2 separate regions of the Homo sapiens genome follow, and region 2 is linked to region 1. The links are chromatin contacts, found by Hi-C or POLR2A ChIA-PET in ENCODE. All regions are on one chromosome and are shown on one strand. The core of a region is the stretch at or near the end of the contact, and the rest is flanking DNA. Distances in the headings are between cores, read along the strand shown. Region 1 has its middle 37 kb from the start of NUAK2. Region 2 holds the start of YOD1 (YOD1 deubiquitinase).

Region 1 (4,011 bases), core at 558-3,057:
GCTGTTAGGCTGGATGCGGTGGCTCACGCCTGTAATCCCAGCACTTTGGGAAGCCAAGGTGGGTGGATCATGAGGTCAGGAGATCAAGACCATCCTGGCCAACATAGTGAAACCCCGTCGCTACTAAAAATACAAAAATTAGCCAGGCGTGATGGCATGCACCTGTAATCCCAGCTACTCAGGAGGCTAAGGCAGGAGAACTGCTTGAACCTGGGAGGCGGAGGTTGCAGTGAGTCGAGATCATGCCACTGCACTCCAGCCTGGGTGACAAAGCGGGATTCTGTTTCAAAAAAAAAAAAGAAGAAGAAAGAAAGAAAGAAAGAAAGAAAGAAGGAAGGGAAAGAAAGAAAGAGAGAGAGAGAAAGAAAGAAAGGAAGAGAAAGAAAGAAGGAAAGAAAGAGGCGACTGTGGAAAAGGATGATTAGGGACGCTAAGGAAGGTAAGAGGTATTTTATCCTTTTGTACAAATTTGCCTCAGCCTCAACTCCTCATCTCTGGTGACAAAAACGTTTCTTTCCCCCCGGGGACAGGGAGAAAAGGGAGGAGGTCAGAGTTTGTCTTTTGTATCAGCTGTTTTTCAAGTGAGAGTAACCCTTATGCTGAAATGGCATATTTTGGTGTGGCATATTCTGTCCCTCTTCAAAGATACATGAGACGACATATGCAAAGCATTTTGCATTGTAAGATGCTTATTACTGTCACTTCACAGATGGGAAATGAGATCTAGGCAACTCTCAGGGTCCAGCCACCAGAAGGTTGAGGAATGCGGGCTCTAACCTACATCTGTCGACTCCAAAGCCACACAGCCGCCCACACAAGGTAGCTCTTTTCCTCACCTCACCCCCTGAGCTCTGGAACACCTTTGTTCTGCCCAAACGAGAATGAAGCAGCAACGGAGGCAGCGGCAGGGGAACTGTAAGGTGGCCCCAAACTCAGACTGTCCCCAAGTTGGAGGCCTGCTAGGGCCTGGGAGCACAGCAGTCCCCCACCAGGGAGTCTTCCCTTCCCCACCTGCCCACTGCAGACTGGGCACCCCTGCTGCATGTGTCTGACCTCTGTGAACCTCAGTTTCCCCAACATACAATAACCCTGACAGTCTGTCATTCTGTGCTTCTGTGACGTCAGCCTTAGGAGTTATCAGGGACCCAAACTTGGGCTTCACAGGGGGCAGGATGGAGGCCCTGCCACTCGGACCAGACCAGGTTGTGGTGAGGGGCAAGGGTGGTGCCTCCAGGCACCAATCCAGAGTGACCTCACTCTCTGCAGGCTCCCCTGGGGCCCTGAGGGAGGGTGGGGTGCTGGACAGGCCTGCTAGATGGGAGCAGGTTTGGAAGGAGGTTTAGGAAGGGTGCGGTGGGGAAGGTGTGCCGCTCAGGTTCAGTGTGATCACTAGAGAGGGGCACGCCTGCCTGCATCGTCTGCCATGCCAGACAGGGCAGGACAGCTTCTCCCCCAGCCTGGGCCTTTAGGATCCACTGTGTGACCATCCTGAGCCCCTTAGCAAGGTGTGAGCGGGGTTGGACACCCTCCCCTCAACATCCATCTAATGTCAGCCACCAGCCCTGCCTTGCTGCATGATGGGAAATCAGGGTAAGGGAGCCAAACCCCAGCTGCTCTCAGAGCTGTGAGGACAAGAGTGGAAAACCTGCCCTCACAGGCCCAGCTGGCCAGAGGGCTTGTCTCTTTCAGTCGCCCTCCCCCAGAGGGAGCAGGAGCAGACAATGGCCACCATGACTCACCAGTGAGCCATCTTCCCCTCCCCACCCCTCCAGCCTGGCCCATGACAGCTTAGCTTGTCCTCCAAGGGAGCTGCAGCCCAGCCTCCCAGGGCCGCCAGCTTCCTCTCTCTTCACCCAACCTGGCTCCCCCCCTGCTTGTGCAACACCACATCAGAGGGTTGTGAAGTGGAGAGGGAGGAGTTTGACAGCTGCAGACCCAGGCAGACAGAGCAGACTCCTTTGTGAAGGAGATAGAGGCTGCAGGGGCCCAAGTCCAGCCTGTACTCCCCTGCCCTGACCCACAAGGCATCACCCAGTCTCCCCAAACCCTAGGGAAGTGGTCATTGTCATTTATTTGTTCCTTTCTTAGATAGAGCTTGGATCCTGTCTGCAATTTATTCCTTCCTGCAAAACCAAGTATGTGAGGCAGAGGAAAGTCCTATTCCATTCCAGGAGGGACAGGGCTCCCTGTTGGAAAGTATTTCCTTTTGCTAAGTTTCTATCTGCCTCCCGGGTAGACTCCACTAGGCAGTATTTCAAGAAGTTAACGCACTTCCAATCCCCATCTAACCTATATTCTTTGCCGCAAGCCAAATACCCTTAGTTCTTTCAGTCATTTCTCCTAAGACATGGATTTAAGACCTTTTGACAGCTTGGCCTGTATCCTCTGGAAACATTTCCATTTACCCAAGTTCTTCTTAAAACATTATGTCTTTGTCCAGGTGCAGTGGCTCACGCCTGTAATCTCAAAGTGGAGGCTGAGGGAGGAGCATCAGTTGGGTCCAGGAGTTTGAGATCAGCCTGGGCAAGATGACAAGACCCCATCTCTAGTTAAAAAAAAAAAAAAAAATTACTGATTCTCACCAAAAAAAAAAAAAAAGCCAGGCGTGAAGACATGGGCCACCTACTTGGGAGGCTGAGGTGGGAAGATCGCTTGAGCCTGGGAGATCAAGGCTCTTGAGCCTGGGAGATCAAGGCTGCAGTGAGCTGTGATCACGCCACTGTACTCTAGCCTACGCGACAGAGTGAGACTCCATCTCTAAAAAAACGAAACTAACCAACCAAAAAAAAAAAAAAACCACAAAAAGCATGTTGTTTTGAACAGAGCGCAGTGCTCCAGCTAAGGTCAGGCCAGCACAGAGGGTGCTAATGAAATTCACCTCGCAGGCTCTGGCACTGTGGTTCTCATGAGCTCTGTTAGCTTGCCGGTATTTTCAGACCCACATAGGCATGTCCTTGTTGAGCAGGTCACTTCGGTTCATGAATACGGCCACCAAGGATTTGAGGCCCCTCTGCCTGCCCCCCATGGAGGGAGCCCTAGGGCTCAGATGGTGGCTCTTAACAGACCTCAATGGTCTGATGAAAACTCTGCATCCTCTTCCAAGAAAAACGCATCTACTCAAAAATTCTCTATATGACACCAGGACTCCCTGCAGACCATCCTCAGACCCCAGGTTAGGAATTTCCATCTGGAAGCTGATACTCAAAAATAAATTCTGAGGCAGCCTCCCTATTCAAACTGTGGGGCTCAGGGCAAATTCAAAGTAATAAAGTAATAACCTCTCACACGAGTGCTGTGCTCGACAACTCACAATACACGTTCACGTACATTGCTGGGATAGACCCTAGGGTCTGGATTATAATCGAATAAAGGAGGTCAAGGCCCAGAGAGGTCCAGTGACTTGCTCAAGGTCACACAGCCAATCTGGGCAAAGTCACTCCAGACTCTCTTACCTTCATGGGGCCTCACAGAAGCCCAACACAATTTGCCCACCAGTGGGGAAGATGCAATGGAGAACAGGTTGCATTTGGCCCCTGGGGAAACTGGTCCTGGCTGTGTTCAGCCGGCTCCTGCCGCTGCTCCACAGAGGCACACCCAGCTTGGCCTCTGTGGTGAGCTGTGGTGAGCTGTGGTGAGCTGTGGTTTGAGCAGCCTCCCTCCTAACGAAGGCAGAGAGAAGGCCAGGTTGTCAGGCTGTGTCTTGTGAGAAGGAGGGAACCAGAGGAGGGGCAACGGCAGAAACCAGACCTGAAGCCTGAACCCCAGGAACCCAGGGGACAAAGACTCCCTGGCCACCACTTGTCCCAAGACTGCAGACACCTCACTGGCCAGGAGCATACAAGCAGGAGTATACAATGTGGCCGGGGGTGCATAGGAGTCAGGATACAGAGCCATGTTCTGTGTGTATGATGTTCACATACAGGAGCCAGACTTGACCATGGGAGACCAGTTTTTAAGTTTCCAAGGAATTCTTGCTCCCTAAACATGTACTTGACCCAGAAAACTCTTCAG
Region 2 (4,011 bases), core at 1,042-3,541, 1.8 Mb after region 1:
AGCATTGTATCCTTTGTTCTTTAGGGTTACCATAGCTTATTGGAAAACCCAGAGCCTTCTGGATGTGTGAGGTAGTAGGCTTCAACCCTCATTCATGCATAGGTCACACTTCTCCAAAGTTGGTATGGCCTGTCTCCTTGGCATGTTCCCTTGCTTCTGCTTGTCCAGTTAATCCTTTCTGACATACCATGCATCTCAGGGTGAAGCGGTTGACATCAGTAAACTGTCTCCTTCTTCTAGCTTCATCTGCTAATTCCAGTGCTTGTACAAGAACAATATCATCATTAGAGGAGAAAATGGTCAGAGGAGGTGTATCTGGATCAGGGAAGTTACGCTGAAGTGGATCATAGTGGATGCCATCATAAATAAGCAGAACCCTTTTGGTATATCCTGCATCTTCCCCAAAACGATCAATTCTTACTGTCTGTGTATCCACTACACATATTTCACATTGGTAAAACTTGGACAAAATCGATATCTCTATTGCTCCTCCCCAAGTGTCATCCCTTTTGATCCAGTCACAGTACTCTTGATTTGTTTTTCCCAGTATTGCCTCACTATAGAAGTCTGGATCGCTTGCTACAATTTGTGCTATGAGGCGTCTCATCTCAGGGGCACAAGCTGGATTCAAGACTCCTCCTTCGACGACATAGTACACACTAGTAAAGAGGCAAGAGTTGTCTGCTGGGACCACGGTTCTGGTAAGCACAGGCAAAGTTTCCCTGACGTAACTAGAAGCACCACGTTTAGTAAATGCAGGTGAACTTCTGGGCCTGGTTTGGTCTTCTTCAATGATCAGCATGTCACCTGTTAAAAATAAAACAAATCCCGATCTGCAAAGAAATTACAGAAGAAACCGAGTGTTCTCTAGCCAAGTCTGTAAATTACAAACTGAAGGAGTTAAAGCATAAACTGGGGTTACTAAGGAGAATACAGTTTTGCAAGTAAGTTACCAGTAAGAATCTTTGTTCACTGAATTTTCATAAAGATGAAAAAAGAACAAAAAACACTTGAGGTTGCATCCCAATTTAGTGAAGGGGTCTGGAGTAAACAACTTCAAGCTTACCTAAAAAGATACATTTCAAAAACAAAATTTCCTTTCCTTATACAGTATTTTACAGAAGGTGCTCACTACAGAGTAGGCCGCTAGGGGGTTCTCCTTCTCCGGAAACTTATCTACTCTAGAGTGTTTACAACATCCTTGATACAGCAACTGAAAGCTTTTAATTATAAACACTGATGTTCAAGTTTTGATATGGCACAGAAATAACTGCTGCTGGTTAGAAATTGAAAGAGCTTTCAGTGGGTGTTTTAAAAGCTAACTCGAAAATGAGTATGCCTGTCAAACGAAGTATCTACGAAGGGGACTGCAAAAATGAATCAAGAAAAAAAAAATCCTGCACCCTTGAGATCTCATCGGTGATATAGGGAAAAAGAGACATAAGGACAGAGAAAATAGGCCCTACTTTATATTTTTGTGGACGCCGAGGGAAAACAAAATGGGATAGTTTCAAAGCCGACCAGAAAGCGGAATGGGGAAGGGGGTCTTCAAGGCTTTGGGTTCCCTTTCAACCCTGTGTCAAGACAAGGAGTTGCTAGACACTTGCCCTGGCCCCCGTCAGCATTCTCTGTTCTTTGATCTATCCTCGCCCCTGGCCTCAAAGCCCCCCCGCCGACTCACAGCCACCTTGCCTTGACTGGTGTTTTGTTCTCTCTCACGCCCCTCTCCATCCTCCCGGGACTTTCCCTGGCCCCAGCCCTGATTCCTTACCAGATTGGATGGGCAAGTCTTCCAGAATGGTATCCCCATTGCTGAGATCCAGGCACTCGGGAGGGTATCCGACGAGGATTCGCTGACCGCCGGGGGCGATCCCGGTGATGGCGGCAATTTGGCCCTGGAGTTCCCGCACCCGGGTCCGGCTGGACAGCCCCTGCAAAACATGGGTGCCGTCCTTGGCCTTGCAGCGGAGCCGCCACATCGTGTCGGTCCGGCTGCCCACAGGCCAGGCACCCGCGGGGCCAGCTTTGGTCCCGGCAGCCTGTTGGGAGACGCCGCCGGGGAAACCAGGCGCCGGGTGGACTCCAAAATGGCGACCTTTAGCGGGGCCAAACATCGCGAGAAGTTGCGGGTGGTTGCAGTTATCGCGACGCTTCGGTGCGGCTTCTGCCTTAGTACCTTAGCAAGCGCGAACTCTTTTAAAGTGACAACTGATTTTTCCCCCACCCTCAGAACGAAGATGTAAACCTCCGTATTCCTAAAGGACAACGGGTCTTGCTACCTATAGAGCGAGTGAGGTGCCCTCCGCGTGGGTAGCATATATGCTCAAGAAAAGAGGGCGGGGGAAGGAGTTCCTGAATGAAGGTCTGGAGATTGGAATGTGACCTTGCACTTAGTGAGGTCGGAAATTATTAAATTGGGGCTTCCACACTACACCCAGACTACACCAGGAGAAACAGAATCATAGTTCACAACGCAAACGAATGCCAGGAATGGTCAGTGAGTCAAAGGACCAGTCAAAAACAATCACACTTGTGACTAGACTCGTGGCTGCATTAAACATTGACTCATTGGGGTTCCAGGGGCCAAAAGACTGGCCTTTCTGCCTCCCTGGGACTGTGCTTGAAAACGTCTATTTGCCACTTCAGAAAGCACAGTATGAGGTCAGCATCTGGGCCCAGGGCAGCTGCCTCATTCAGGTGGTGGCAGTGTAAGGAGGAGTCGTGTAACGCGTGTCATCAGATTCCAGTTCAGTTCCTGGGCATACAAATATGAAGACTTCATTCCTGCCTTCATTGTAACAAGTATTCATTGCAGTTGGGAGACAGGGTGGGGTGTGAGACACACAGCCACTGAATTTCAAAGCAACGTGATAATGCTAGATTATCTGTACCTTTTCAAACGTGTATGCCTAGAACCCAGGACTGTGCCTCGCAAATAAAAAGTGTTCAACAAATACTGGCTGAATGAATAAAGACAGAGTTGTATAGACATAGAGAGGGCAACTAGAGCACTCTGGGAGTTGTAAAAAGCCTTAAAGAGGAGATAACTGTTTGAACTTTTGGAAGAATTAGTTTAATTCCCAGGCGAAGGAGGAATAAAGACATCCCTGAATTTATATCTCTCTTTTCCAAGAAATCCATACTCATTGTTCTTTATCCAGCCGGGATTCAGACAGCAAGTCCCACTTGCCAAGAGTGGGTTTATCAAGCATCAAACGGGCCCGCTGGGGCAACTATGAAAAGTGTAGTTCACTTGGTGCAAACTCACCTCCACTGTAAAAGACTTTGCTTCTGAATAAATTATATGTAATGTTTCCATCTTTTCACATCTTTCATGACTCAATTTTTTTTTGCTGGTGCAATTTTCCTCCTTGGTTCTTCAAGACGACTGCAACGGATGATACAGCCTGGGTTAGGGGGTAGGTAGGAGGGAAGGTAGGAGTGGTTAGAAGTCCACCGGGGTGGCCGGGCGCAGTGGCTCACACCTGTAATCCCAGCACTTTGGGAGGCCGAGGCGGGTGAATCACCCGAGGTCAGAAGTTCGAGACCAGCCTCATCAATATGGAGAAACCCCGTCTCTACTAAAAATACAAAATTAGCTGGGCGTGGTGGTCCATGCCTTTAATTCTAGATACTGGGAGGCAGGAGAATCGCTTGAACACGGGAGGCAAAAGTTGCGGTGCCAAGGTCGTGCCATTGCACTCCAGCCTGGGCAACAAGAGCAAAACTCCATCTCAAAAAACAAAAACCAAACCAAACCAAAACAAAAAAAACTCCAATGGGGTGTATGGGTGGGTCCAGGGAAGCTTCTGGTTCAACGATGAGAGTGGTTGATTTTCTTAGGTCACAGCGTCTGACCTGTGGAGCCGGGTATGTATACACCCTAAGGCATAATTAGCTCAAGTGTTGTGGTAGTTTATTCTAGCAAAAACATCTTTAAAGCTTACGTTCCCATTTATGGATCTAATGAGGTTCTGCTGGGATTCAGGAATGAGAGCGTTAATCTTTGCA

Evidence for each region. A loop is a pair of places that touch in the nucleus more often than their neighbours do. ChIA-PET counts read pairs that join two places held with the same protein, here RNA polymerase II (POLR2A). Pooled maps may share reads with other maps.
Region 2: a pooled map shows a loop between it and region 1 (6-fold over the local background). The contact joins the promoter of YOD1 here to the enhancer-like site in region 1. A Hi-C loop is called at or near these places in 6 of 50 pooled maps. POLR2A ChIA-PET finds 5 or more read pairs at or near these places in 2 of 52 experiments (PC-3 and activated CD4-positive, alpha-beta T cell).

What each region holds. Positions count from the first base shown.
Region 1 is chr1:205,283,129-205,287,139 of GRCh38, forward strand. No RefSeq gene overlaps it. Among named protein-coding and RNA genes, the nearest start is that of NUAK2, 37 kb to the right of the region's middle. RefSeq lists an enhancer at 1,370-1,469. Within about 2 kb of position 1,808, at least 27 of the 41 ENCODE cell types and tissues checked have a DNase peak (open chromatin) inside an H3K27ac peak, as active enhancers do.
Region 2 is chr1:207,048,917-207,052,927 of GRCh38, forward strand. It overlaps YOD1 (YOD1 deubiquitinase), which reads right to left and starts at 2,292. Exons shown (of 2, transcript NM_018566.4): 1 at 1,772-2,292; 2 at 1-807. The coding sequence starts at 2,114. The coding sequence ends at 104. It also overlaps a transcript of PFKFB2 not described here. RefSeq lists enhancers at 1,856-2,426, 3,650-4,011.